5 separate regions of the Homo sapiens genome follow, and all the other regions are linked to region 2. A link is a contact called in ENCODE Hi-C or POLR2A ChIA-PET data. All regions are on one chromosome and are shown on one strand. The core of a region is the stretch at or near the end of the contact, and the rest is flanking DNA. Distances in the headings are between cores, read along the strand shown. Region 1 holds the start of GORASP2 (golgi reassembly stacking protein 2). Region 2 holds the start of TTC21B (tetratricopeptide repeat domain 21B). Region 3 holds the start of BBS5 (Bardet-Biedl syndrome 5). Region 4 holds the start of IFIH1 (interferon induced with helicase C domain 1). Region 5 holds the start of GCA (grancalcin).

Region 1 (5,022 bases), core at 1,095-3,594, 5.0 Mb after region 2:
ATGAGGGAAAGAGAAAGAGAGAAAGAAAAGAAAGAAAGAAAGAAAGAAAGAGAGAGAGAGAGAGAGAAAGAAAGAGAGAAAGAAAGAAAGAAGAAAAGAGAGAGAAAGGAAGGAAGGAAGGAAGGAAGGAAAAAAAAAATATGATCCTTGCTCTGAATGAATGGACCACGAATGGTGGAAGACAGGCCTGTGATGATGACGATGATGTCATAGAAATGAAGGAACTGTTTCATGGCAAGGAGAGAGTCACACTGACCTTAAGGATAAATAAGTAACATTTGAGATGGGACTTAAAGGATTAGGATTTTTTCAAAGTTAGGATTTTTTAAGTGGAAAATGTAAGGAAGGGCATTCCAGAAGTAGAGAATAGCATGAATAAAATCAAGAAGGTAAGAAAGTAAATGGCTTGTGTGGAGAATAACAAGCAGCCACTCATGAGGCTGAAACATACACTACAGCTCTAAGGAAGGGCTGGACTTGCCCATGGACCACCAACGATCCACAGCCTGGGTTCTATAGGCCGCGGCTGCCATCAGACATATGGGAGACAACTGGTCCAAAAATTTTGACCACTGAACATGGCAGCAGCTTCCATCATAAAGAGGGTTATAATTGCCAAGCAGAATGAGAACATTATAATTAGATCTAGTTCTTCCATTTATTCTCTTGCATTAAATGTATTAATTTGTTGAATTAGCTGCTAGGCATTCTGGTAAATATCAAGAACATAGAGCCAACTCCACTGCAGACCCTGTCCTTGAGGAGCCTAATAACTGGAGATTTCATTTATGGATTTATGGATTTATTAGGCCTCCTAAAAATCTGCTATTCACTTACCGATAGCAAAGAAAATTATTTTTAAATTTTAAATAATATTTTCTTATTACAAAAGCACTTCATGAGCATCATAGAATATGGAACCAGCCAAAACAAAAAATAAAATATCTCTGTCACCACCCAGAGATCACCACTGTAACCCTTGGTTCATATTCTCCTCCCACATCTTCATATGCATACATACATATTAATCTGTATTTTGAGGACATGTTTTTCATTTTGTCTACAGACACATCCCGTCTTGTAACCAGCTTTTAAAAAAGACAATAATTTCCACGTTTCCATGTGAATAACTACTCTTCTAATACTCAGTACATATTCAAATTTCTCCAAATGAACCAAAAATGTCCTTTACGCTTATTTCTCCAAGTTGGCCCCCAACTCAAGCCCTTGCAATGTGTCTCTTGGTTATATTCTTCGGGTTCCTTTTAATCTGGCATAGGCCCTTTCATAGGACTCTGACTCGACAAAGAGAACTGGCCAGCTGTCCTGAAGGAAGGCCCACTTCCTGTATTTGCCTGGTTCCCTGTGGTGTCATTTTACTTGCTCCTCAATTCCCCTTACTTCCTGTAAACATCAAACTCAAGATGCCATAGAGGCAAGTTAACCACCTTGGGCTAGAATACTTCATGGGCGATAGCACGTACTTTACATTGCATCACATAGGAATCCACATAATACCTGGTTGACGCAACATCAGTCCAACTGACCACAAAGCAACTAGGGGTTTCAGAGGGAGTACACGTAAGGGGCAAAAGCAGCAACGGAATACGACAACGGAATAAGCATGAATACGACCTGGCTACCTGAAGGAGGTAGGACGGGGAACCGAGCAGCAGCAGGTGGTGGAATGCCAGGGAAATCCAACCGTGCTTCCCACGCTGGCATCGCTCTGATTATGACCAATCCTCTAATCTTATTCTCACAATTAGGGAGGAAGAAAAAAAAACAAACCCAAACCAAAAAAGAAGTTGGTAGGTGACTCTGTGAGACTACTGTTTTATAAAGGGAGCGTTTCCTTTTATAAAATTTAGCTGAGCAGATGCTAGGCAGCCCACAGGAGGCCACTATTCCCCTCAGCTGTACAGTTTGGGAAAATACCTACACACCCGGAGAACAGAGAGCTTGGTGTGTGTTGAGTTCGCTCCTGTTCATCAGCAGCCCTTTCCCCGCCTCTGGCCACCAGGGGGACCTGCAACCAAGTATGTGTTCTTTCAGGCGAGCGGGAACGCGTCTGCATAAATCTAGTCCAATCCAGGGCCCCGTAGCAAGGCGCCAAAGCTGGGGGAAGCGCATTTCTGTTCTCTCGCGAGCACGACGCGGTGCCTCCCAGTCCTCCTCCGGCCCTCCCTCTCCGCCCTCCCGGCCCGCGAGCGCTCGGGCCCCTTCCAGTGGCTCGCGGCAGGTGGCGCTGTCTGCGGCGTCGCAGCGGCCCGGGCTGCAGCAGAGACGATCTCCCGGCGGGCTGTGCGGCCCGGCTCTCCGGCGGCAGCGAGTGCCACGTCCCAAGTGCTACGCGGAGGATTAGAGCAGGCGGTGCGCTGGGGGCGGGAGCAGCGCGGAGCCCGGCTCGGCCACACCGATCGCCCGCCGCCATGGGCTCCTCGCAAAGCGTCGAGATCCCGGGCGGGGGCACCGAGGGCTACCACGTTCTGCGGGTAAGGGCTCCGACGGCGGCCGGGGAGCTGCGGGCTGGAGGCGGGGCCGGCCGCGGGGAGGCGGAGGCCCCCATGGGCTCCTTCACGGGGCAGCCAGGCCCGATCCCGCGAAGGAGCGGCGGTCGCGGGCGCTGCCTTGGTCGAGGCTGGTTCCGGAGGCCGCTCGCATCCCACCTCCGCGGAGCGCCCTGGGCACGGGGTCCGCGGCTGTAGGAGGACGGGCTGGAGCTGGAGGCGGCTGCCGGCGACTCGGCCAGGGGGCGGCCCTGGGAAGGGGGGACAACCTTGCTCTTTTTCCGCACGGCCTTCTCTCTCCTCCACCCCCCCTCATTTTTAGCTTCCAAAGTTAGGAAGGGCGCGGAGGCAACGTCTCCAAAGTGGTGACTGTGAAGGCAGCCTTTGCGCTTTCCTAGGAGAGGGATCCGGACCCGCAGTCCGGAGGCGGGGCCTGCGGCGGCAGGTGTTAAATCACCTCGGCGCCGGCCGAGTGGCCTGAAAGACCAGCAGGGCAGGAGACGGAAAACCAAATGGCCTGGAAGTAGGTTCGACGGACTTAAACAGACTTGATTTTGACCAGACTTTTCCTTTCCCGTGCCACTCCTGACCCTCCCAAACCTTCTCAAGATTTCCTGGAGTGGGAACTTCCGTTCTGTTCCGATTGCTGAGGGTGTGGTTTAGATTATAAGGTTTAGATCCACAGTGGTAAAGAGGTAGTGCAGAGAAATTTTTTTTAAAAATCGGAGTATATAAAGGAAAACAACCCTAGCTTAACTTCCAGGACGCAGAGAAACATAGTATCTCAAAAGGCGTCAGCTAAGCCCCTACCTATGAACGGCCTGGGCCTGGGTGGTACAAAGCATGTGGTCTTTTCCTCATGGAACCGGGCGACTTTAGAAGTAGCATTGATGGTTGTTTGCTGTGACACCTGTGTGAGTGTTAACATGAACAGTCAACAGAGTGGCCGCAGCGTGTAGCGCCATTTAGGGGTGTAATAGAGTGTCACTCAATATTAGCTCCTCACAGGCAAGAACGTTTTCACTGAAAGTAAGAGAGTGCACTTCCTGGTGCTACCTTCATTTCCTGCCCTGGGTCCCATGTTTTAGGTGAGACACATTCTTAAATTGCCCAGCTGTCTATGTGATAGGGCTGAGACAGATCATCTTTCTGATCTTCCGGATTATCGTGTCTATTGCCTTTCCATTACACTAAAAATCCCTCCTCTGCCATACTCTTAGTAGGAAAGGGTGATTTTTTTTTTCCCCGAAAGGAAAAGGGAGCCTATAAATAAACCGTATTATCTTCCTATCCCCTTCTGCTAACCAAACACCCAAGAGCCACACTGAGAGAGGAAATGGAAGGAGAATTGTCAGTTCCCAAATGTGAGGTGAAAGCTGTGCTTTTCTTTCTATTATCTGGTCTGATTTTGAGTTCTCTACCCTGGGATGTTACCCAGTATTACCAGCTGTTTCTCACAGTGACCGATTGTGGTCATGAATCCTTGGGGATTCATGATATTTTTATAATACATGCACTCAGGGAAACTCAGTAAAACACATTAGTGTTAATAAGCAAAAAAAAAAAAAAAAAGTCGCGTGTTTGAAAGAAAGCCATACACATCAAAAGGATTCCAACTTAGTGACTGCATTCCGACATAAAATGAGTTTGTATTTTCTTTATGTAAGTGCAGTCAAGTGAAACAGCATTCATACATATTCAGTAGTGCAGATGTGTTATTAATCTATACATCTGATTTTTAGAAAAACTAGGGACAACCTTAGTTACCAATCTGCATCTGGAGCATTAATGTTGCACACGATGAAATAATTCTTATTTAGTTAGACTTTTACTAAAGAGAGCTTTAAAATAGTAATGATCTAGTTTAGGAGAATTTTGTGTCTGCCTTCCTAAGACCCTCTGCCCCTGATTCTGTAATTGGTTTTCTTATCTTTGTTTTTAGAGGGAAAAGTGCTGTGTTAAATCTTAACATGTAAAAATGTCTTCCTTTCATTTGTTATTGCCTAAATGGACAGCGATATATTTCATTGTTAGATTACCAAGCTTGTAAACTGGAGTAACTGTGGCAGGAAAATTTTGAATAAAATCACCCATATTCAACAAGTTCTAGAACGATTTAATTAGAAGTTAGTTTTCTTGAATAACCAATTCCCTGGCCAATCTTGTTGTAGTAAAAACTTAATATGATTGACTGGGTTTTGAAATACCAATTATAATAACATTTATATCCACTGCTGTCTTTTGATTTCATGAGTCCCTATAATTCAGATAGATTGAGCTTTCCATTTTTTTCATTATTTTTCAATATCCATCTAAAAATATTTAGGGGACAGCCTTTAAATGGATTCAGAAGTTCTGCTATGAGCAGTGTAGTTCCTTTTTATGTGTTCTGTATGTATGAGTGCATATTTTCAGATTGTGATCATATTGTGTACCCAACTTCTTATCCCCACTCCAGAGTAACCACTGTGGACAGTTTTTTACATAGCCTTTCAGATATATTTTATGCTTA
Region 2 (5,023 bases), core at 1,158-3,657:
AGAATTAATTAAGATATCATAGTATAAGAGTTCTATTCTGAAAAAAATAAGTTCCTCTGCATCCCATATGTTAATGGAATAAAAAAAAAATGTGTCCTGCGCCAAGACCTCTTGTCTATGTTCCAGATTCATATTTCCATTTTCCACCTGCTACCCTGCTACTCATGAATCCTCCCTTCCTATTTGCCCAGTCTCTCTAAGTCTAACCACTTAGTAGGTTCTTCTATTTCTCCAGTCTACCTCCCACTAAACATACCTAATGCTACTGCCTTGGTTCAGGTTAGGTTATTCAATCCAAAACATTTACTGACTGCCTACTAGTACCCAGGCACTGGGCTAGCTACTATGAATAGAAAAATGAGTAAGACATGGTTCCTGTCCCCCCGGAAAACCTACATTTTTCAGATGAGACTGTAATCTGAAGACTAACTGAAATATAATGTAGTAAATGTAAGAAAAGAGCTTATAAACTCCTTTGGGAATGTGGGATAGCAACATTTTGACAGCATTGAAAACTGAATGTGGTGTGAGGGGAGGATGGATGACTAAAATCAAGGGAAAGATTATTGGGGAGGATTTCAGAGCTGACTCTTGAATTGCAAACCCCTCATTCTCCCTCCACACACGTACACGCTCTTCCTATTTCCTTTTCATGATTCTTGAGGAAGGTACAGGAGTTAGGAAGAGGAACTGCAACAACACAGATAACAAGTCATCAATGGTACATTGGGATGGCAGTGGTGATGAAGATGACTAAAAGCCACTCCATACTCTAGAGCAGGGTTTGGCAAACCACACTCTGTGGGCCATATCTGGCTGGCTGGCTGTACAGCCAGTGAACTAAGAATGGTTTTTATATTTTCCAGCTGTCAAGGAAAAAAAAGAAATATTTCATAACATGAAAATTACATGAAAGTCAAATTTCAGTGTTCATAAATAAAGTTTTATTGAAACACAGCCATGCTCATTTAAGTATTGTCTATGGCTGTTTTGAACAAGCCAATTAGATGTGATAGACCATACGGTCCATAAAGTCTAAAATGTGTACTATCTGGCCCTTTGTTGAGAAAGTTTGCTATTCTCTGCTCTGGAGGCTTAAGTGAGACAGAGAGTATTGGATGATGAGGTTGGAGACGAAGGTGGGGTGAAAAGCCTCATATTAAGTACTTGGACTTGAACCTCAAGTCTAAGTAATGAGGAGGCCCATTTTTACATTTTACATTAAAGTGTTTTTATTAAAATGTTCATTTGGGTGGCAGTGCAAATAATACATTTAAGGGAATAAAAAAATGTAAGGATATAGGGGGATAGCTAGAACAGAGGATAATGTAAAACTTCAGGCAGAAAAACAAGACATTTCAGCATTCCCTAACCTCCTACATCGCCAAATTGTCCTCCATCCACTTATCACCATCTCACAGGATACACATTTCATTTACCTACTTGTTGTCTGACTCCTCCTACTCAAATGTAAGCTCCAAGATTGGAAGAGTTTTTCTTGGTTTTATTATTTCAGTGCTTAGAACAGTGCTAGACACATAGGAGGCATTCAGTAAATATTTGTTGAGTCAACTGAATTAGGGTTTTTCCCCAGCATTAATTAGCCTGTAAAATCTGAGAAGGCAGAAACTGTTCAGTTTTGCTCACTGCTATCTCCAGCTTCTAATGGACATACAGTAACCCTTCATAAATATTTGCTGAACGAGTGATTCAGTGAACAAATGAATAGAGAAGACCAACATCCGAAAAGTTATTTTATTTTCAAGCCTCATGTCTTTAACTGTTTTATATCAGCCTTTCTTAAGTTGACCGTCATTAATATTTGCTGAATGAATGAGTCAGTGATAAACAGAGAAGACCATCACCCTAAAATAACGACCCCTCCACTTTTAAGTCTTACGTCTTTAATGGGTTTCATATAATCTTTCTGCGCTCTTTTTACTGTCCAGTGTGGGAGCTGACACTAGTTTGCCTTAAGTCCTTAAAAATCGCACCCGGAGGCGCAGTGTCATAGGTAACCCAAGCTTTCCTAGTAAACATGATACAAAAGTAAACACAACCAACAGCATGGGGACCAGCAATTCAGAAACACCGAGCGGGCGGGCTGCCCAGACCTGGGCTTCCCCAGCAGGGCCCGCGGAGACCGGCCGTGAGCAGAGGCTGCAGGCCCACCCCGCAACCCGAGCAGCCGGGGCACCGCAGGGAAACAGCGGCCTAGCGAAGCCACCCGAGCTCCCTCCGCGCCCCCGGGCCAAAAGGCCGCAAAGGAACTCCGCCCGCCCGCCCGCTCACCCGCTCACCCGCTCACCCGCTCACCTTCAATTCCTGCGAGTCCATGGCTGCCCCGAGGCCGGGCCGCGGGGCTCTGGGGATTGTCTCGCCGCAGCCTAAAGGAAGACGCAGAATTCAGCTCCCCTAGCCTCCCGGAGCGCTCTAGCGCCCCGGGCCCCAGCGGGAGGGGCGGGGTCGCGCCGCGATTGGCTGTCGGAGGGAGAGGCGGGCCTGTGTGGCGGGGATCGTGCTGTAATGGAGCAGGGGCGGCGGGGACCCGGAGGTGAGGGCTGCGAGGGCCGCCCGGGAGGGTCCGGGCTGGGAAAAGGGCCTCCGCCGGAGAGTGCAGCTGGAAAAGGAGGTCACACTGGGAAACGGCTGTCTGAGGACAGTGGGTGGGCGGGCCGAGGAAATGGAATTCAGGAATAAAGGAAACGGAGTATGAAGAAGGGGAAGTCTGTTTCCTGTCACTGGTTGTAAAGGAAGACACCATTTTCTGCACGTTTGTCTGGAGGCGGATTCCCGCAGTGCGGCTCTCAGCAAGGCTCTGCCGGCGCGGGAAAAAGCGGTCAACTTTCACGTGGGCAAGTTGTTTTACGGCCACAAGGTGGCGCAGAAAAAAAAAATCACACGTTCTTAACAGAAATACGGTGCGCTTGGGCCCGTCTTTGCAGGCGTTGCTGCAATCTTTGTTAGAATGTGTGTTCAATTAGCCCTTTTTTACCAGCCCCGATAATAAGAGGGACAAATAAATTAAACTTCCAGAAAATTAGTGTCTTGTTTTCAATGATACTACTGATTTTAAACTGAGAATAAAATGAATCCCAATGCAAATTTTTATGTTTGCACCCCATTAGGCAACTCAATCAGTCACACATAGATTTCTTAAGTCCAGGAAATTAAATGGAAATATAATAGACTAAGATTTTCTATTTCTGCTTAAATAAATATTTAAAATAGTGCATAAGGTCTGAGATTTAAGTGATCTTTGCAGAATCTTTCACGTGGATTCCAAATTTTGATCCTAGTGTTAATTATCTTACTTTAGTTGACATGATACGTAGTTGCCTTTTCCAGATTTTAAGTTTCTTAAGGAGTTTATAAACATTGACTTTTTCCCCATGCCAATAGGTTATGTAAGGACAGTCTTGAGAAAAACGGTAGCTACCATCCTAGGCTTTAAGGTGAAGCAATATTTCTCACCGGTTTCTCTTTAAAGGAATTCACCACGTATTTTCACGAGCAACTTTTTTTTCTTTCCAATATTTATAGTCCAGCTAAATGTCTGTGGTGATGAACAACTGGTGATATCTCTTTGATTTTCAAAGCTGCGGATTAATCCGCACTTGGTATACAGCAAAGAATACCACAGGACCAGGGTGCTCAATGAAGTGTATAATCTTGAACTGTAAACCTTTGGTTATAAGAGAAAAGTTCATCTGTAAGGAAATATCTCAGGATCATGGTTAACAGAACAGATGATCAACCTACCTTTTGGAGATCTTGAAAGTCATATTAATTTAGCCTCGTATTCTCTTCACTGAATTCTGTTCTAAGGTTGAATTATTTAGCACAAAACACCAAGCCTGATGTTTCATAAATGTTTGTTGGATTAAAAGTACTCTGAGATTTGCTTTGACACTCACGGTGACTTGGTGTGCCCTGTGCCCTTACTAGATCTCATGTAAGAAATTTATTTTGGATCTCAGGCCAGGAAAAACTCTTGTCTTTCCTGAAAAATCGATGTGTTCCTTAGCAGTAACATTTTTATCGGCTCACTTTTACTAGCTACAAACTTTTGAGTCTGATATCCATGACCCTTCACCTCATCGTCTTTTCAAGCCTTATCTTCTACCTCCCCTTCAAGGAGCCTTTATTCCGCTCAGTGGGACAAATATTCCTTCTTCTGGTAATGCTTTCCCCTACTTTGTTTTGAGCTCTTTCTTCACCTGAGAAAATCTCCTTCTTCTGAGTTCATTTCAAATTTCATGAAGTCTTTAAGGATCACCATAACTGGATGGGTATAAAAATATCACAGTGTAGTGGCAAGAATACCCTCTTCTGCATCTGAGGTGGAGCTCCTATTACGCTAGCTACTTTTGTGACTTGGGGAAGTAATTTCCCTAAGCCTCATTTTCCTTATTTACTAAAGAAACTAAATGCCTTACAGACATATTAAAACTTCCTGACACATAATAGGCATTGTATAACCAATAGTTTCCATTAAACACGTAGTGCTCTATAGCAGTGGTCCCCAATCATTTTGGCACCAGGGACCAGTTTGGTGGAAGACAATTCACAGAAGATAAATTTTCCATGGACAGGGGTAGGGGAGATGGTTTCGGGTTGAAACTATTCCATCTCAGATCATCAGATTCTTATCTAAGGAGCATACAGCCTAGATCCTTCACATGCACAGTTTATAATGGGGTTTGCATTCGTATGAGAATCTAATGCCTCGCTGATCTGACAAGGAGGTGGAGCTTGGGGTAACGCTCCCTTTCCTGCCCCGCAGCTCACCTCCTGCTGTGTACCCCGTCCTGCTGTATACCCCATCCTGCTGTGTAGCACTGATTTGCAGTCCTCAGATTGGGGACCCCTGCTCTATAAGACTTATTACACTTGCATAGTCCTTGTATTACTAGTTATAGTGCATTTTTGTTTAATGTTCTCTACCAGATGATGAGCACTATAAAGCTAGATAATATAATGTAGCAGTTAACATCTTCGTCTCCAGAAATACGTCATTTTC
Region 3 (5,390 bases), core at 2,242-4,741, 3.5 Mb after region 2:
GTTCTCTGCTTCAGGGTCTCACCAGGCTGCAATTCAGATATTTCCTAAGGCTACAGCCTCATCTGAAGCTCAACCTGGGAAAGATCCACTTCCAGGCTCATTCAGATTGTTGGCAAATTTCAGTTCTTTGGACCTATAGGACGAAGGTCTCTGGTACTAATTCATAACATAGCGGCTGGCTTCTTTCTTTTTTTTTTTTTTTTTTTTTTGAGACAGAGTTTCACTCTTGTCACCCAGGCTGGAGTGCAATGGTGCAATCTCCACTCACTGCAACCTTCACCTCCCATGTTCAAGCAATTATCCTGTCTCAGCCTCCTGAGTAGCTGGGATTACAGGCGCCTGCCACCACACCTGGCTAATTTTTGTATTTTTAGAGGAGACAGGGTTACACCATGTTGGCCAGGCTGGTCTTGAACTCCTGACCTCAGGTGATCTACCTGCCTTGCCCTCCCAAAGTGCTGGGATTACAGGCATGACCCACCGCACCCAGCCTAGCAGCTGGCTTCTTCAAGGCAAGTGGGAGGGTCTTTCTCACCCCAGTTGGCTGAGACCAAGTCTTTTATAACATAACAGTCGTGGGAATGACATTTCATCACCTTTGATATATTCTATTGACTAGAAGCAAGTTCTCAGGTTCCAACCACACTCATGGGGAAGAGATTATACAAGGGCATGACTCATTGGAGTCCACCTTAATGTGTGTACACTCACGTTCCTTTGTCTCCATCACCCTCTTCAATCTGAGAAAAACACCTCATGGCCTTTCACATTAGTATCCCTAGTATTTGGCATATAGCCTGACCTATAGGAGCTCTAAATAATAATTCAAAGCTGCAGTTATCAAACTTTTGGTTTTGGGACCCCACTATCCTCTTAAAAACATTATTGAGGACCTAAAAGAGCTTTTGTTTACATACATTATATCTGTTAATACTGAGCGTTTTAAAACTCATTCATTCAAAAGTAAAAATCACTTATTATGTATTAACATATATAGCATTTTTAAAAAATAATTATATTTTCCAGACAATTTGTGAGAACATTGCTTTACATTTTTGCAATTTTTTTTAATGCCTGGTTTAGTAAAAGGCACCAGGATTCTCATACCTGCTTCCACATTCAATCATCATGCCTGGGTATGGTGGCTCTTACCTATAATCCTAGTGCTTTGGGAGGCTAAAGCAGGAGGATCACTTGAGGCTACGAGTTTGAGACCAGCCAGGGAAACACAGAGAGACCCTGTCTCTACAAATAAAATAAAATGAAATAAAAAATTAGCCAGGACTATGCCCGTAGTCCCAGCTACTCGGGAGGCTGAGGCGGGAGTATCACTTAAGCTCAGGAGCTTGAGATTACAGTGAGCTGTGATCGTGCCACTGTACTTCAGCCTGGGTGAATGAGACCCTGTAAGACAACAACAACAACAACAACAACAACAACAAAATCATATAGCCTCTGGAAAACTCCACTATATGTGAATGGGAGTTAAAAAGGCAAATGATGTCTTCACATTATTATGAATATAGTTTGACCTTGTGGGCCCCCTGTAGGGATCCAGATCAGTCTTTGTGAACCACTAATTTAAATAATTGTCATGCATTGAGAAAAGGGACTTTGATTCATTCAAGAAGTATTTACTGGGTCCTACTCTGTGCTGGGTATTGTTCAAAGCAGTCAACTAGATAGATCAGGTGTCTGTCCTCGGGTTGTTCACAGCAGGTGGGGCAGAAGGATCAGGGACTGCTGGAGTTGACATGTGAGCTGAGATGTGATTTGATTTGATTTGATTTGACTTTTTTTTGGAGCCAGAGTTTCGCTCTTGTTGCCCAGGCTGGAGTGCAATGGTGTGATCTCGGCTCACTGCAACCTCCGCCTCCCGGGTTCAAGTGATTCTCCTGCCTCAGGCTCCCGAGTAGCTGGGATTACAGGCGTCCACCACCGTGCCCAGCTAATTTGGGGTTTTTAGTAGAGATGGGGTTTCACCATGTTGGCCAGGCTGGTCTCGAACTCCTGACCTCAGGTGATCCGCCCACCTCGGCCTCCCAAAGTGCTGGGATTACAGGCCTGAGCCACAGCGCCCAGCCCAAGCAGAGATTTAAGTGACAAAGGGCAGGCCTATGCAGAGGTCTGGGGAAACAGTGTTCCAGGCAAAGGAAGGGGGCCCTCCAAAGTCTCTGAGCCCTGTCTGGCAAGAGAGCAGCCAGAAGTGAGGGTGGTTGGAGGTTGCAGACATAGGCAGGGCCACATTGAGCTAGGCCCAGGTAAGGAATTTGAAGCTTTAACTCTAAATTTCTTTTTTCCTCATTCTAAAACCATCCCAATAAAATTTATAAAAGTAATCAGGGAAGAAAGTGTGGGGGAGGGGACAAAAATAAACCAAGCTTGCAGCCAATTCGGCATTAATCATGAGGTCAGCTTCCTCTCTGACCTGCTTGCTCAGAGTTGTTTGGTGCCTATTGTCCTAGAATCATGCAGACCCTGTCACAAGATTATAGTTCCCTTCTATTGCTCTATAGAGAACAACTTGAACATTATGAAATACTCAGTTTTCCCTTTGAGATAGTCTTTCAGATCCTGCATACCAATGAAACTACTGCCTCAGCTGGCCTGAAGGATCCCACTGATGCCAGCTGGTCTGAGGAACCCGTGAGAAACTGATTCAGCAAAGAATGCAGCTTCCCTATCCTGATGATTTCATCTCCCTTACTCCGACCAATCAAGGACCCCAATTTTCCAGCCCCTCGCCCTCTGTGATCCTCTTAAAAACCTCAGCCCAGAACTCTTGGGAAGATAGATTCGAGGATCTCTTCCCATCTCTTTGCTAGGTGCCCTGCAATCATTAAACTCTTTCCCTGCTGCAAACTCTGCTGTCTTCGTGTAATGGGTTTGTTACTGCACAGCAGGCATACGAACCTGTTGATCCTATATCTCTATCACCTAGGCTGGAGGGCAGAGGCACGATCATAGCTCCCCGCAGCCTCCACCTCTTGGGTTCAAGAGATCCTCCCGCCTCAGCCTCCCGAGTAGTTGAGCCTGCAGGCGTGCACCACCACCCCTGGCTAATTTTGGGTTGGTTTTGTTTGTTTGTTTGTGTTTGTAGAGATGAAGTTTCGCTATGTTGCCCAGGCTAGTCTCGAATTCCTGGCCTCAAGTGATCCTCCAGCCTCGGCCTCCCAAACTGCAGGGATTACAGGCAGAAGCCACCATGCCCGGCTAATAACCTGAATCTCTTGACGGTGAAGAGAAATAAGGAGAGGGGTAAAATGGCTAAAGGATGTCTGTTTGGAGGCAAGGAAGGTCGCCCAGAGGTCAGGCACGCTCCCCTTGGCGGACACAGCTGGGCTTCTCAGAGACTCCTAAATCCTGCCTCGCATCTCAAATCGGCTTAACGACGCGAAAGAGCTGGGCGACGCGCGCGCACTCTCGCGGAAGCTTGAGTCTCGGCGCCCGCCGTAGACGTCGTGACAGAGGCGGCCCGTTGCCTTGGAGCCAGAGAGACGCAGCTAGGCCTGCACGGCTGTGGAGAGATCCTGCCACGGGCCTTGTTCACCATGTCGGTGCTGGATGCGCTTTGGGAGGATCGGGATGTCCGTTTCGACCTGTCCGCGCAGTGAGTTTCCAAGATTCCCGAGGGATCTTCAACCCTGTAGAGGGCGCCGCCGTGCGCGTTAGGGACCCGCGGGCGGAGACTGCACCTCCGCAGCTCGCGGCCCTGGTGAGGGTGGGAGGCTTGCGCCGGTCGTCCGCGCCTCGAGAGACCTCAGGCTGGTTGGGCCACTGTGGCCCTCTCGAGGCCGGCGCCGCGGCAAGAGCGCATCGGCATTACACAGTTTTGGTCCCATGCGACCTCCGGTTCCCCCATCCTGGCCCGCGGGACGGATCAGGAATGTGAACCTGAGCACGACCGGGGCCACCCGGGGCTTAGCGTCCCGTATACACCCACGTGAGCTTGGGATTTCAGTTTCATGGAAGGAACGTAGGTCAGGGACTCAGGAAACTAGGGTTCTAAAAGTAGATGTGTAATATCGACCCACAGTGTGGGCCCTTGAGCAGATGTCTTCATCATTCAAGCTAGAATCCTCATGTCTGTAAAATAAGGGAGGTGGGAGTAAGGCAGTCGTCAAAAATTACTAACCGCGCAAACTTTATGTCCTTGGTAAGCTTTCATCTAGTTATTCATATCAGTCACCAACAAGAAGGAGTCTTCTTTTGCAACCTGTTTTTGGAAATTATCATACATTAAATAGAAACCATGTTTTTGGAAAGTATCGTAAAGAAAAAGTGGTTAGAAACCTCCTACTCCAAAATCCAGGGCGGGAAATGCCGGTTGGGTTACTAAGTGTTGAGAAACGCTAAAGCTAAGATTCCTGGATTAATGGCATGGAGCTTCTTAGCTACTTCTTATCGTTCCTTATCATGGACCTCCCCTCCTTAGGTGGAATCGTTCCTTATCATGGACCTCACCTCCTTAGATGGAATCGTTCCTTATCATGGACCTCACCTCCTTAGATGGAAAAATGAAATATTGATAAATTTCTCAGGTTAAGTATAGCTAGATATCTAATGCTAACATGTTAGACCCTTTAAGAAGATGAAAGAGAAAGGAATTCGTAAAATTACGGACTGTAGTAACATATTGCGCACTTTCTATGACATTTTCTGTCATTCTTTTTTTTTTTTTTTTTTTTTTTTTTTTGAGACAGAGTTTCGCTCTTGTTGCCCAGGCTGGAGTGCAATGACGCGATCTCGGCTCACTGCGACCTCCGCCTCCCAGGTTCAAGCAATTCTCCTGCCTCAGCCTCCAGAGTAGCTGGGATTACAGGCACGCACCAACACGCCTGGCTAATTTTGTATTTTTAGTAGAGACGGGGTTTCTCCATGTTGAGGCTGGTCTCGAACTCCTGACCTCAGGTGATCCGCCCGCCTCGGCCTCCCAAAGTGCTGGGATTACAGGCGTGAGCCACTGCGCCCGGCGACATTTTCTGTCTTTCTTGTAGGGTTCTTAATCCAAACAAAAGTCCGTTTCAGTAACATTAGTAAACATTTATCCATGTTTTATTACGTGCTAGTTACTGGGCCGATAGCTAGAGACAGAAAATAATAGGAAATGATATTCATATCCCCCCGTTCTAGTGCAGGAGATACATACAGACAACCACTATAATAAATGTGGTAAATACCATTCTGAAAAAATGAGCGAAAAGCTGAGACTCATAGAAACAGAACAATTTATTCTACCTGGTGAAGTCCTTGAAGAAGAATAAATATTCATAGTATTTGAGTTGTTCCCTGAAGAATGGGCAGAGCCTTGTCAGGGTAGACAGGAGGAGAGTATTCCAGAAAAGAAGAAAAGAATTTAGCGTTAGAAGCAGTCTTGGAGCTGTAACCTC
Region 4 (5,456 bases), core at 1,621-4,120, 3.6 Mb before region 2:
TCCACCATATCTTAGTTTTGGAACTGATAATACATGTAAATGATGCACACAAAAATTATTCCACACTCTCACAGAGAAACTATTGCTTCCTAGAGAGCCTCAAATTTATAGCTGCTCAGTCTTTTGGGGCCTCCTTTGAAATGTGAATCAGAGGGAGAATTTGGGTTGTTTTGGCCTTAACTGCTACCAGTACACAAAAGTCCCGTTACTCTATATCTTCTTTGTGTCAAATCCCTTGCATTACTGCTAGCTGCCTCCAAGCTTGCCAGAATCAAGAACTTGGATAAAATCTAGCTGGCGGAAATTCAATCCAGGCAAGACAAAAGTGATGCTGATAGGCAGAAGTATTTAGAGTAAATAGGGAGAAGTGCTGTTTCGCTGGCAATCGGGACATCATACCCACCAAACATAAACAGCTTTGTGGTGTTACTGGACTCTGTTGCTTCTGGACTTCTAACAGCTACTGTGGCTGGAAATGCCATCTTCCATCTCCAGCTGGCTTGAAGGCTGCATACTTTCTTCCAAATTAAGATTCTGCCACAGTGATGTACACATTTGTCATATCCAGCTGGACTACTATAATGCGTTCTAGCTGGTTCTCAATACACAAAACGACATAAACATTACAGACAACAGTGCAAAGTAATTTACTTGTTGGGAAAACTGGCCATCAAAATTAGATGCATGTTTGGGTCTTTGGACAGGCCCTGTGTCTGTCAAGTCTACAAAAGATCACTAACTTTATTCACTAAAGACTAAATTGCATCATAGGCTATAGCAAATCAATCAAATGCCCAGAAGTTTGTATGAATATACAAACAATGGATGACCCAAAAGAGAGAGAGAGAAAAAAACCATGTGAAAATCATAGAGTGGTGTAGACAAAGCCTTTGACTTTTAGTCATGGCTTTATTTGTCTACATGTCTTCCAAAACAAGACTTTTGACTTACGAGCCTGAATAAGTCACATTCAAACAGGTCAGCATTTATACACATCACAGTACATCTTCACTTATCAAAAAATAATTCATATCACATTCAATGTAAAGTCATCAGTAAAATTCGCCCTGTCAAAATGCTACCTTAAGAAAAATGAGTTTCTTCACTAACATGAAAAACTGAAACTAGCAACACATTCTTTCAATGAATTGTTTCTAAATTTTGATTCTCAAAGAATGTTGAAACTTTGATTAAAGAAAAAGGGTGTGTGTGTGTGTGTGTGTGTGTGTGTGTGTGTGATTGCAATTTACCCATTTGGGCTAAGACTAAATGGCACAAAGTGTAATGTAGGGCAAAGATTGGAAAACTTTTTCTCTAAAATGCCAGATAATAAATATTTTTGGCTTTAAGGGCACACAGTCTCCATCCAATTGCCTTTGGAGTAGAAAAGCAGCCACAAGCAATATGTAAACAAACGAGCATGACTGTGTTCCAATAAAACTTTATGAACACTGAAAATTAAAAATTGAAAAATCTGAAGACCATTCTTAGCCTGTGGGCCTGAAAAAAACAGTAGCAGGCTTGATTTAGCCCATGGGCCGTAGTTTACTAACCCCTGCTCCATGGAACTACATTAAATAAGAAAAACATTCAACACTATCACAAGCTAAATTCTTAGCTCTGCCACTGTTTTTCCTGGGAGACCTTGGACAAATTATTTAACCTGCCTCAGGTTTCTCATCTGTAAAATGGAGTTAATAACATTAGGAGCCTCAGTGGGTTACTCTGAACATGAACTGTAGTAATACATTTTGAAAATGATACCAACTGCACATAGTAAGTGTTCAATAAAAGTTACCTGTTAATACACATTACGATTCTAGAGTTAACTCCTTTTTACTTCAGTGAAAACATTAGAAAAGTAGTTCTTTTGTGTTTAAATTTTTAAAATTGTCTTAAAGTGCCTAGATGTTGTCTTCTCAAAGGAAGAAACTAGATTTGCCCAAAGAGGTCAAGCACATTTGGAAAGGGGCAAACGCACAAGGAAGCCTGCTTTGCAAAATCTGCCTAAAAGGCTAGCTCCATCTGAACAGACACCTACCCGGTTTCTGTCTTCAATTGTCAACAGTTCCTCCTCCATGCACTTATCCAAGACGTCTCTAACTAGAAGCTTGTCCACCAGAGTGGGCTGAAGGAGGTTCAGCAGTTGGAGATATTCATCATGAGCGTTCTCAAACGATGGAGAGGGCAAGTCCGTGAGCTCAGGGTTCATGTAGCGGGCGGCCAGAGGGCTGCCGGTTCTCCGGAGGGCCTCCACGAATTCCCGAGTCCAACCAAGGTGCCAGACTCCCTTCTCCAAGGTGCTCAGCAGCAGTTCAACTGCCTGCATGTTCCCGGAGGTGGCGACTGTCCTCTGAATCTGCTCCTTCACCTCTGCAGGCAGAAAGGTCAGGTAGTCCAGCACAGGCTCCACCTGGATGTACATTTTCACCCTGGCCCTGAAGCACGAGATGAGATAGCGGAAATTCTCGTCTGTGGAATACCCATTCGACATCTTTCTTTCTCAGAGAAGGGAGAGGGTTCTCCCAAGCAGATGGTGCTGTTGTCTGCGGGACAGGTGAAATGTGCGTGCCGCTGTCCGCTGCCCACTTAGAGAAGCAGGGTCTACCGCTCTGTGCCTGACAATGACGAGGTTGTCCACAGGGCTCTCAGGCCGGCGCGCGGGGCTGCACTCGCACCTGGGCAGGTGGGCAGGCGGGCAGGTGGGCAGCGGGGCGGCGCGCGGGGCCGCGGCAGGCAGGTGCGGCCGGCAGGCGCGGCACTTTGGACTCTGCGGTGTGCGCCTGGGGTCCCGGACCGGGGCGATCCTGCTGCACACTCGGGTAGGAGCTTTGAGTCCAGCTTTCTGTCAGGCAGTTCTTACAGAGTTTGCCTGACTTTGGTTTCTGTTTCGATTCTCTTCTCAGGACTTTGTAAACGTAATCTGCCTGGCGGGGAGGGAGTTTCCTCAGGGAGACGCCACCTTTTGGTCGGGGCGGGTGAAGAGAGGAGGCCTTTGGTTAAGGACACCGCGGGAAACAGAAAAGGAAAGCGAATTCTCTCTGACACCAAGACCAACGCTCTAGCAAAGCTCCTCCGGCGGATATTTTGTTTTCCCAGCAGGTTCTGCCTTAACAATAAGGTCCTTTGTAGGCCAAAATGTGCAGGGCATAAAAGCATGTGATTTGGGACTTTCCAAAGGGGAAGTGAACAGAAACTGCCACAGACCCGGACGTGAACAGGGAGTTACCCTCGGCTGGTGAATGTAGGCAGGCCTGGCTGAGGGTGGTGAGACTGCGAGGGACAGGTGAGAGATGAAGCTCAGAAGACATCTTTGCAGAGATGTGGAGAAGACAGGAGGAAGTCCTTCCTAAAATAAACCTGACCTCCTGTGGGTTCCCAAACACTAACTTGTTTCCCTGGGAATTTGGAGGTGGGTTCGAAAAAGTGAGTAACAATAAACAGTTAACTTTACTGCCTCATATTTAGATTGCTGGTATTTATGCAGCTTTGACCAGGACCTGGTAACAGATGTGGATGGACTTGAACCACCAACTCAGCTTAGAAGGAAGCCAAGACTTAAAGTTTCCTAGATCCCAGCTTGTAAGTTCCCTATATTCTTTAATATACAACTTTCCTTTAATAAAACAAAACAAAAAAATCCCCCAACAACTTATTTTTGATATAGCTGCCATTCTTTTCTTGGATTCAATACAGCAAGTTTTGGCTGGAGCAGCTAGGAACTTAATTAGCAACTAATGTACCAACTTGTAGTAAACATCAACATTTGTCTATGTCATGAGAGAAAAAAAACATATTCACACTGAAAAATGGCAGCTTCATTTTGGTACAGAAGCCACATAAATGTGAGTCCTTAAGGTTACTACTCATTCTGAAGGCATTCTGTAGCCACATGTGACTGTGGGTGGTAGGCACATACGCACCATAACTAGAATCTCATGGTCCAGAATTATATAAAGGATGGAGAGATCATTTAGGTTATCAAAGAGACATATTTAGGAAAAATAATCTGTTAGCAAAGTACATTCAATAAAGTCTGTGTAGGCCAGGAAAACCTGATAGTGCTTTGAACAGGATAATAGAAGTACAGAGTCTTGGTGAGTGTTTACTAGGGGCATACAAAATATCCAAATGAGCACTTTATGGTAACATGTCTTATTTTATTCTCTAATTATCTTATGTAGCAAGGCTTTTTCTACCCCTGAAGGATTGTAAGCTGCTTGAAGAAGGGATATATTTACATAGTAACTAGTACACTACTCACAACTGGTGGGCTCTTGATGACATCTCTCCTGGGAGTTGTATTTGAGTTGACCATAGCAGCTGGCATAATGTTAAATACACTGAAAGTTGAAGTAAATGAAACCTTGGGCTTGCAGGTAGGCCTGATTTATACTGTTCTTTTCTGTTTCTTCACAGAACCCTACTCCTTTTTCACTTAATTTTGGGAGATGACCTTGTACCCAGATAGAGGATAATCCAATTAGATGTTTCTACAAAAGCACTCAAATTATTAATTTTAAGTATTGGGTCTATGAAAATATCTTTTAAGGCTGTTGCAAAAACATACTCCTATCCCCCAGCTGCCAGTGGGTTTTATTCAACATGTTAAAGCACAAACTAACAAACCAAAAAACATTCTTTTTCCTGGCACTTATCCTTCTGTTTCTTGGTTTCAAACATGGGGGAATGAGAAGGGGTTGCTGACTGAATATGGGGAACCAGTTAATGTTATTTTCTTCATACCACTTAATTGTTGCTCTGGAAGAGAAAGGATCAAATGTTTGGTATTTGACCTGTTCTCAAATAATAAACATTTAAACCAAAGATATTTAAATATTTGGCATTCAAATTATATCATTCATTGTATCATCTAGTCATTTAAAATATGTTTATTAAGTATCTATTACATGACCAGCACTGATCTAGGTGCAGTTAATAAAATTAACAAAGCTCCTACTTTTATGGAGTTCACATTCTAATGGGAGTGGGAAGATAGATGGTAAGTAATGACTAAAAAATATGCAATGTGCAGGTGAGGATAAATGCCCTGAAGACCATAGTAAATCTACATAATAATGTATATTACAGTTTCACAGGTTGATTTCCCAAATAGTCATCCTCCTCTAACCCTATTAGCATCACATAATACCCAACAATAACAATTCATATTTTCTCACAAGTAGGAGTCTCTCTGCTGGATGAGGTCTGAGTGATGAGGATTAGGTGTGGGTGGAAGGGACTTCTTTTTTAGGAATCTCCCATAGTCTTGATGGGACCCTTTTTGGAGAAAGGAGGTTAAGGAAACAAAAGCCAAGACACAATCTCTCACAATGTATCCTTTTTTCATCTATATTTTTTGCATCATGATTTAGTTTATTTTCTGTTTTTCACTTGAGTAATTAATTGTTTTCCTCTGTCAAGTTTCTTCTACTAGGTTTCATTTTAATCCTTTT
Region 5 (4,830 bases), core at 43-2,542, 3.6 Mb before region 2:
GCTTTATCATTTGATACCTTCATAAGCCATGCATTTTTCCCTTTTGCCACGTAGGTTTTACCCTTCCCCTCTATTTATTTATGCCAATAATTTAACCTTAGTGGCTTAAGTATTTCTTACAGCATTGAAGGAACTTACAGACACTTTCCCAAGAGTAGCTAGGACATCGGCAATCTTCCTTTCTCTCTGCTGTTTCCTCTGAGAATTGTTTCACAAGGTCCAACATCCTCTTCTGTAGCATAGCTGAACAACAGATACTCAGCTCTGCAAGGCTGATTTCCTTTGTGAATAGTTAACATTTTTTTGATAGCCTTATTTTTAAGAAACATGTTAGCCCTTCTCTTGTTCTTCAGAGATAACTCAAAATAATATCATTTGGTTTTTTCATTTGTTCATAAGCCAAAGCTACAGCTGCCTTGTCCTTTTAAAGTCAGAGCTACAAAATTCATTTGAGTTCCAGAGATAAATCAGACTTGTCCATTGCTATTACTTAATAAGCCAAAGTAATTGAACATTTAACAAGAGTTTGCCCAAAGGCTGAGTCAGATTATATACAGGACACCGTCTATATTATCAGTGTATAAACAGCAAATAAGTTTTTAGTGTATGTTCACGTCCTGTGCAATATTTGGGACATACTTACACTAAAAAAGTTTATTTGGAAATCAACTTTAACTAGATATCCTGTTTATTTGCCAACATGCCACAATTCAGGTCACCATTTATCTACCAAACAGAATCAATAACCTGTTCGTCCAATGTGGCCTCAAGTGGGTTTTGGCGCAGAAGCACTCCTCCTGGACCACAGGTGTGGTCCTGGTTGCAAAGTTTTGATGTGACATCAACACTACACAAAAGTAAATGTAACTGCAAAATTTTGAAATTCACAGATGGGTCTTTGAAGTCCAGCTCAAAAGCGTGGAGGGCTGGTTAAAATAAGTCACAGACTTGCCGGTTTGGGGTTTCTAGAAAGAAAAGTAACTTGAGGAGTTGAAGGCTTGTAGAAGACCTTTCCACAGAGAGTGGGAATTCCGTTGCAGCAGCCAAGGCTTCTTCGGGATTTAGAAGGAGAGCGCGCGAGAACCTGAGGGAGCCAGTAAGAGTCGAGCAGGGACTGGAGGGCTCCCGATGGGGTGTAGCCAATCAGGGCAGAGATGGGTGGGGCTAGGCTGCGGGAAGGGGCGGACTGCAGCTGAGTTGGCTCCAAAGTGTGGGACTCAGCCAATCGGAACCGTGCAGGGCGGGGCTGGCCTGCGGAAGGGGGCGGGTTCGGAGGAGTGAACTGTGCGGTTAGTGCGCCTTTCAGCCTCACCTGCAGCTGCGCCTCCTTGCACCTGCGCCTGTGCTTTTTCTCCCAGCACTGCGGACGCGACTCGAGGGTGACGCTCGCTCCGCTCGTCCCGCTCGTCATGGCCTACCCGGGATACGGAGGAGGGGTGAGTCCCAGCCGCTTGGTCGTGTCCCTCTTCCTCGCGGGGTGTGGCGCCCCCGGGGGCGGTGCCAACGTGCGGGTCCGCCCTTGGCTCCTGCTCCCTGCGTCCGCGCCTGGTACTCGGCGGCGCCGGATTCCGGGGCTGTTGGGGGCCAGGGCCTGGGCGAGCATTGATCCTGGGCTGACTTGGAGCCGCAGGTTTTCTGGTCGTTGAGGACCCTCGAGGAGCGTCCTGGTGGAGCCGAGGGAGTAATGTGTGTTTGGAAATTTATTTCCTGGAATGGAGGAACAAGCCACCCTCTTCTTGTTCCAGTAATCGTTTGTGGTACTTCCCTCCCCCGCCCCCCACTCAGTGTTGCTAGAGATCCTCTTTTTGAATTTCCTGACCACTTCTTGTTCTTTAAGTTCCTTATGAATAAATTAAGGTGTACGGTAAATAACTCCTAATCTTTACTGTTATACGAAGGGCAATCTGTTCTAGACTCCCCCGCTCGCCCCCAGGCGGGGGGAAGTTACTCTTTGTTATAACTTTTATCCTGCATCACCTTTGGGAGTTGCAAGTTATAATCGTAGAGTCCTGGTGGCTAGCCCCTTCTTTTCAGAAAGGAGCCCAAACCTTTAGTATCGATGTCAGTGATCTACACGCTGTGTTAACAGAGTTAACAGTAGTTTGATCCATTGCGGTGTGGGTAGAATATAATATATTTTCTATTTGTTTTTTACCTAAAAAGAGAAATTGTGTTTTACTGATTTTAATATAGGACTTGACTTTGGGCTATGGTTGTGGTCTTCAAAAGAGTTACTCCTACCCCTTGGAGTTCATGGTGGTGGTGGTGGTGGTGGTGGTGGTGGTGGTGGTGGTGGTTGTGGTTGTGGTTGTTGTTGTTGTTTTAGGATATGAATTTCCAGGTCCTCAACTTCCACACATACTTGTTCCTAAAATTGATTTGCTTTCCTTAAGACTTGCCTCAATCCCCTCTGGCACCGTCCACTTTGTAATGCCTATGCCTCCTCAGTCCTTAAATTTAGGAAGGAAGTTTAAGGTACCTAAGGAAAGTAAAGCCCCTTCGAAGATTAATCAAGATAGCATAAACCTGTGGGTCTTTAAAAACGTCCCTAGCGTATACGTATTTTCATTTGGTTGAAGCTATCTGTTAGAAGTTTGTATATTTACTCCTCTTGGTATGCTCTGAATTCATATATGTATGGTAGAGTGAGGTGGCAAGAGTAATACATTTTCATTCAAATAATTTGGTGCTTCCTTACCCACTTTTGTCAGAGTGCTTGAATTTGATGGAGAGTTCCACGACACAATAAAGAGAACGTCTGTATGTGTTTTGAATATTTAAATCCCCTTTTCCATGAATTTAAAATAAACAACTCTTTTCAGCTGTTGTCATGCTCATTATTAATCGCCGGAAAGAGAAGTACCCTCAATAGCTGAAGCAATATATAGATTAGAGGCACTGATTTTAAAAAATGTAATTGAAATATTTTAAGATACATTGGATAAAATTTTGGGATAAAACTTACATGATTTCTTTAGTAGGAGAATATTAATAAGATAGTTGAGACGTTTATAAATCCTGTTAAAGGAAACCCATGCCTTATTAATGTTTCTTATATTCTTTTAACAAAATATAAAATGTCAGCTGCTAGACCTAATTGTTTTGATAGTATACTTTTATCTAATTAAGTGCATGATTTATCTCTGTAGGAGATGCATTTCCAATAGATTTTTACTTTCTTCTTTTAAGAATTGTTTATAAAAATTGTATTATTTTCTTTTTTTTACTAATTGTATACGAATAAAAATTATAACTCAATGTAAAGGACTTTTTTCTTTGTTTCTCACTTTGGTCACAGGAAATGAAACAATCTAAAACTTCGTTACATGTTTTTGTTTGTACATGTTGTATTATACAAGCTTCAGTGTTTTCAATAATAAAAAAACATTTTAAGCACAGAAAACTTAAACAGATTAGATTTTCACACAAGAAATAGCATACAAAATCAATTCAAAGATGAAGAATCTGTCCTTAGGAATAACTTTTAATCTGTTTTCCCTTCCCAATTTGCAGCATTAGCTTTCCCCAGTCCCATAATTTGAGAACCTGGTGGTCAGATTAATGATGGTTACCAATTCTTTACCACTCCCCTTATCGAAAGGCACAGACTATTTCTCCACTTTCTTCAATCTGGATTGGGCCTGTTTCACCTTCATCTGGTAGAATACAGTAGAAAAGACACCATGGCAGTTCCAGACTCAATATTTTAAGAGGACTGGCAGCTTCTCTTTCTCTCTCTTAGAAGCTGACTGCCAAGCTATGAAAAAGTGGAAGAGCCATGTGAAAGGGCCCATGTGGAGGAGAACTGGGGCCCCTGGCCAACAAGGTTCATCCCTAAACACGGTTTACATAAATTTATATTTCAAGTTGTCCTCTTGACAGTTTCAAATGAGTCAAAATTGATCATTATTATTATTACTACATAATGTGGGTAAGGAAAGGCTTAGACAATATTTTCATGTCCAAGCCTTTCATGTTGCTTTGCATGTTTTTGAATCTTTACTATTGCCATTTTGTTATGGCTTTAGTTAAAACTAGATCACATAATCTGTAACATCAGAGAATCCCACATATATAAACTGTAATAAGTCACAATAGGCTGAAAAGAAACAAGTGGGAGGCCAGCATACAGAACTCTATGTCATCCCTCAGGATACTACCAGAACCACAGCAGTTTCTTTAAACATTTTGCTTCCCGCCCCTTAAAAGATTTTTGAAAAACTATATACCCTTTTCCCATATTTTATATTGACATATAAAGTTTTTATTTTAAGTTTAAATAGTTGTAAAGAATACAATACCCAACATATTGTAAATGTTGACACTTAAAGTTTCATTGTATTTACACATATATTCTTCTAAGTATGTGTCTTGAGGTTTACTTCTTAGTTTTACTTTAGGTAAAATCTTGCATTGTTTTACTTTTTGTTTACTTCAGTGATGTTGGTAAACATTTTTTAAAATTGTACATGTTCCTCTTAGATTAAGTTCTTAGAGGCTAGTAACTTTCTTTTTTCTTTTATACTTCTTTTAATGCTGGGTAATATATGTTGATGAATTGAATTATGTCTTAATGTAGGACATCTAACATTTTGTAGTTAAAATTTTTGTGATAAGATTATAAGCTTTTGGTAACTGTTTACTTTTTGACGGACTTCTAATAATTTCTTTTAATCCAACTTTCATAGATAATAGGTAGTATTTATATTACTAACCTTCTCCCCTTTCACTATTATAGTTTGGAAATTTTAGCATTCAGGTGCCAGGAATGCAGATGGGACAGCCAGTGCCAGAAACAGGCCCAGCTATACTCCTCGATGGATACTCTGG

What was found. Hi-C counts contacts between places; a loop is a spot of excess contacts on that map. ChIA-PET counts read pairs that join two places held with the same protein, here RNA polymerase II (POLR2A). Pooled maps may share reads with other maps.
Region 1: a map of CD8-positive, alpha-beta T cell shows a loop between it and region 2 (20-fold over the local background). The contact joins the promoter of GORASP2 here to the promoter of TTC21B in region 2. A Hi-C loop is called at or near these places in 2 of 168 maps with a recorded cell type or tissue (CD4-positive, alpha-beta memory T cell and CD8-positive, alpha-beta T cell) and 8 of 50 pooled maps.
Region 3: a pooled map shows a loop between it and region 2 (9-fold over the local background). The contact joins the promoter of BBS5 here to the promoter of TTC21B in region 2. A Hi-C loop is called at or near these places in 5 of 50 pooled maps.
Region 4: a loop to region 2 is called in a pooled map, with 12 times the contacts of the local background. The contact joins the promoter of IFIH1 here to the promoter of TTC21B in region 2. A Hi-C loop is called at or near these places in 1 of 37 single-sample maps with no recorded cell type and 8 of 50 pooled maps. POLR2A ChIA-PET finds 5 or more read pairs at or near these places in 1 of 52 experiments (activated B cell).
Region 5: a loop to region 2 is called in a map of B cell, with 6 times the contacts of the local background. The contact joins the promoter of GCA here to the promoter of TTC21B in region 2. A Hi-C loop is called at or near these places in 2 of 168 maps with a recorded cell type or tissue (B cell and naive thymus-derived CD4-positive, alpha-beta T cell) and 13 of 50 pooled maps.

The regions. Positions count from the first base shown.
Region 1 is chr2:170,926,909-170,931,930 of GRCh38, forward strand. GORASP2 (golgi reassembly stacking protein 2) reads left to right here and starts at 2,345. Exons shown (of 10, transcript NM_015530.5): 1 at 2,345-2,495. The coding sequence starts at 2,433. RefSeq lists a silencer at 2,124-2,823.
Region 2 is chr2:165,951,369-165,956,391 of GRCh38, forward strand. It overlaps TTC21B (tetratricopeptide repeat domain 21B), which reads right to left and starts at 2,408. Exons shown (of 29, transcript NM_024753.5): 1 at 2,317-2,408. The coding sequence starts at 2,337. RefSeq lists a silencer at 2,259-2,658 and an enhancer at 2,423-3,172.
Region 3 is chr2:169,476,003-169,481,392 of GRCh38, forward strand. BBS5 (Bardet-Biedl syndrome 5) reads left to right here and starts at 3,492. Exons shown (of 12, transcript NM_152384.3): 1 at 3,492-3,610. The coding sequence starts at 3,552. RefSeq lists enhancers at 3,306-3,415, 3,426-3,765.
Region 4 is chr2:162,315,814-162,321,269 of GRCh38, forward strand. IFIH1 (interferon induced with helicase C domain 1) reads right to left here and starts at 2,871. Exons shown (of 16, transcript NM_022168.4): 1 at 2,042-2,871. The coding sequence starts at 2,494. It also overlaps a transcript of GCA not described here. RefSeq lists a silencer at 2,666-2,755 and enhancers at 2,786-3,335, 2,904-4,103.
Region 5 is chr2:162,342,840-162,347,669 of GRCh38, forward strand. It overlaps GCA (grancalcin), which reads left to right and starts at 1,293. Exons shown (of 8, transcript NM_012198.5): 1 at 1,293-1,436; 2 at 4,739-4,830. The coding sequence starts at 1,410. RefSeq lists enhancers at 850-1,079, 932-1,101 and silencers at 1,130-1,279, 1,520-1,599.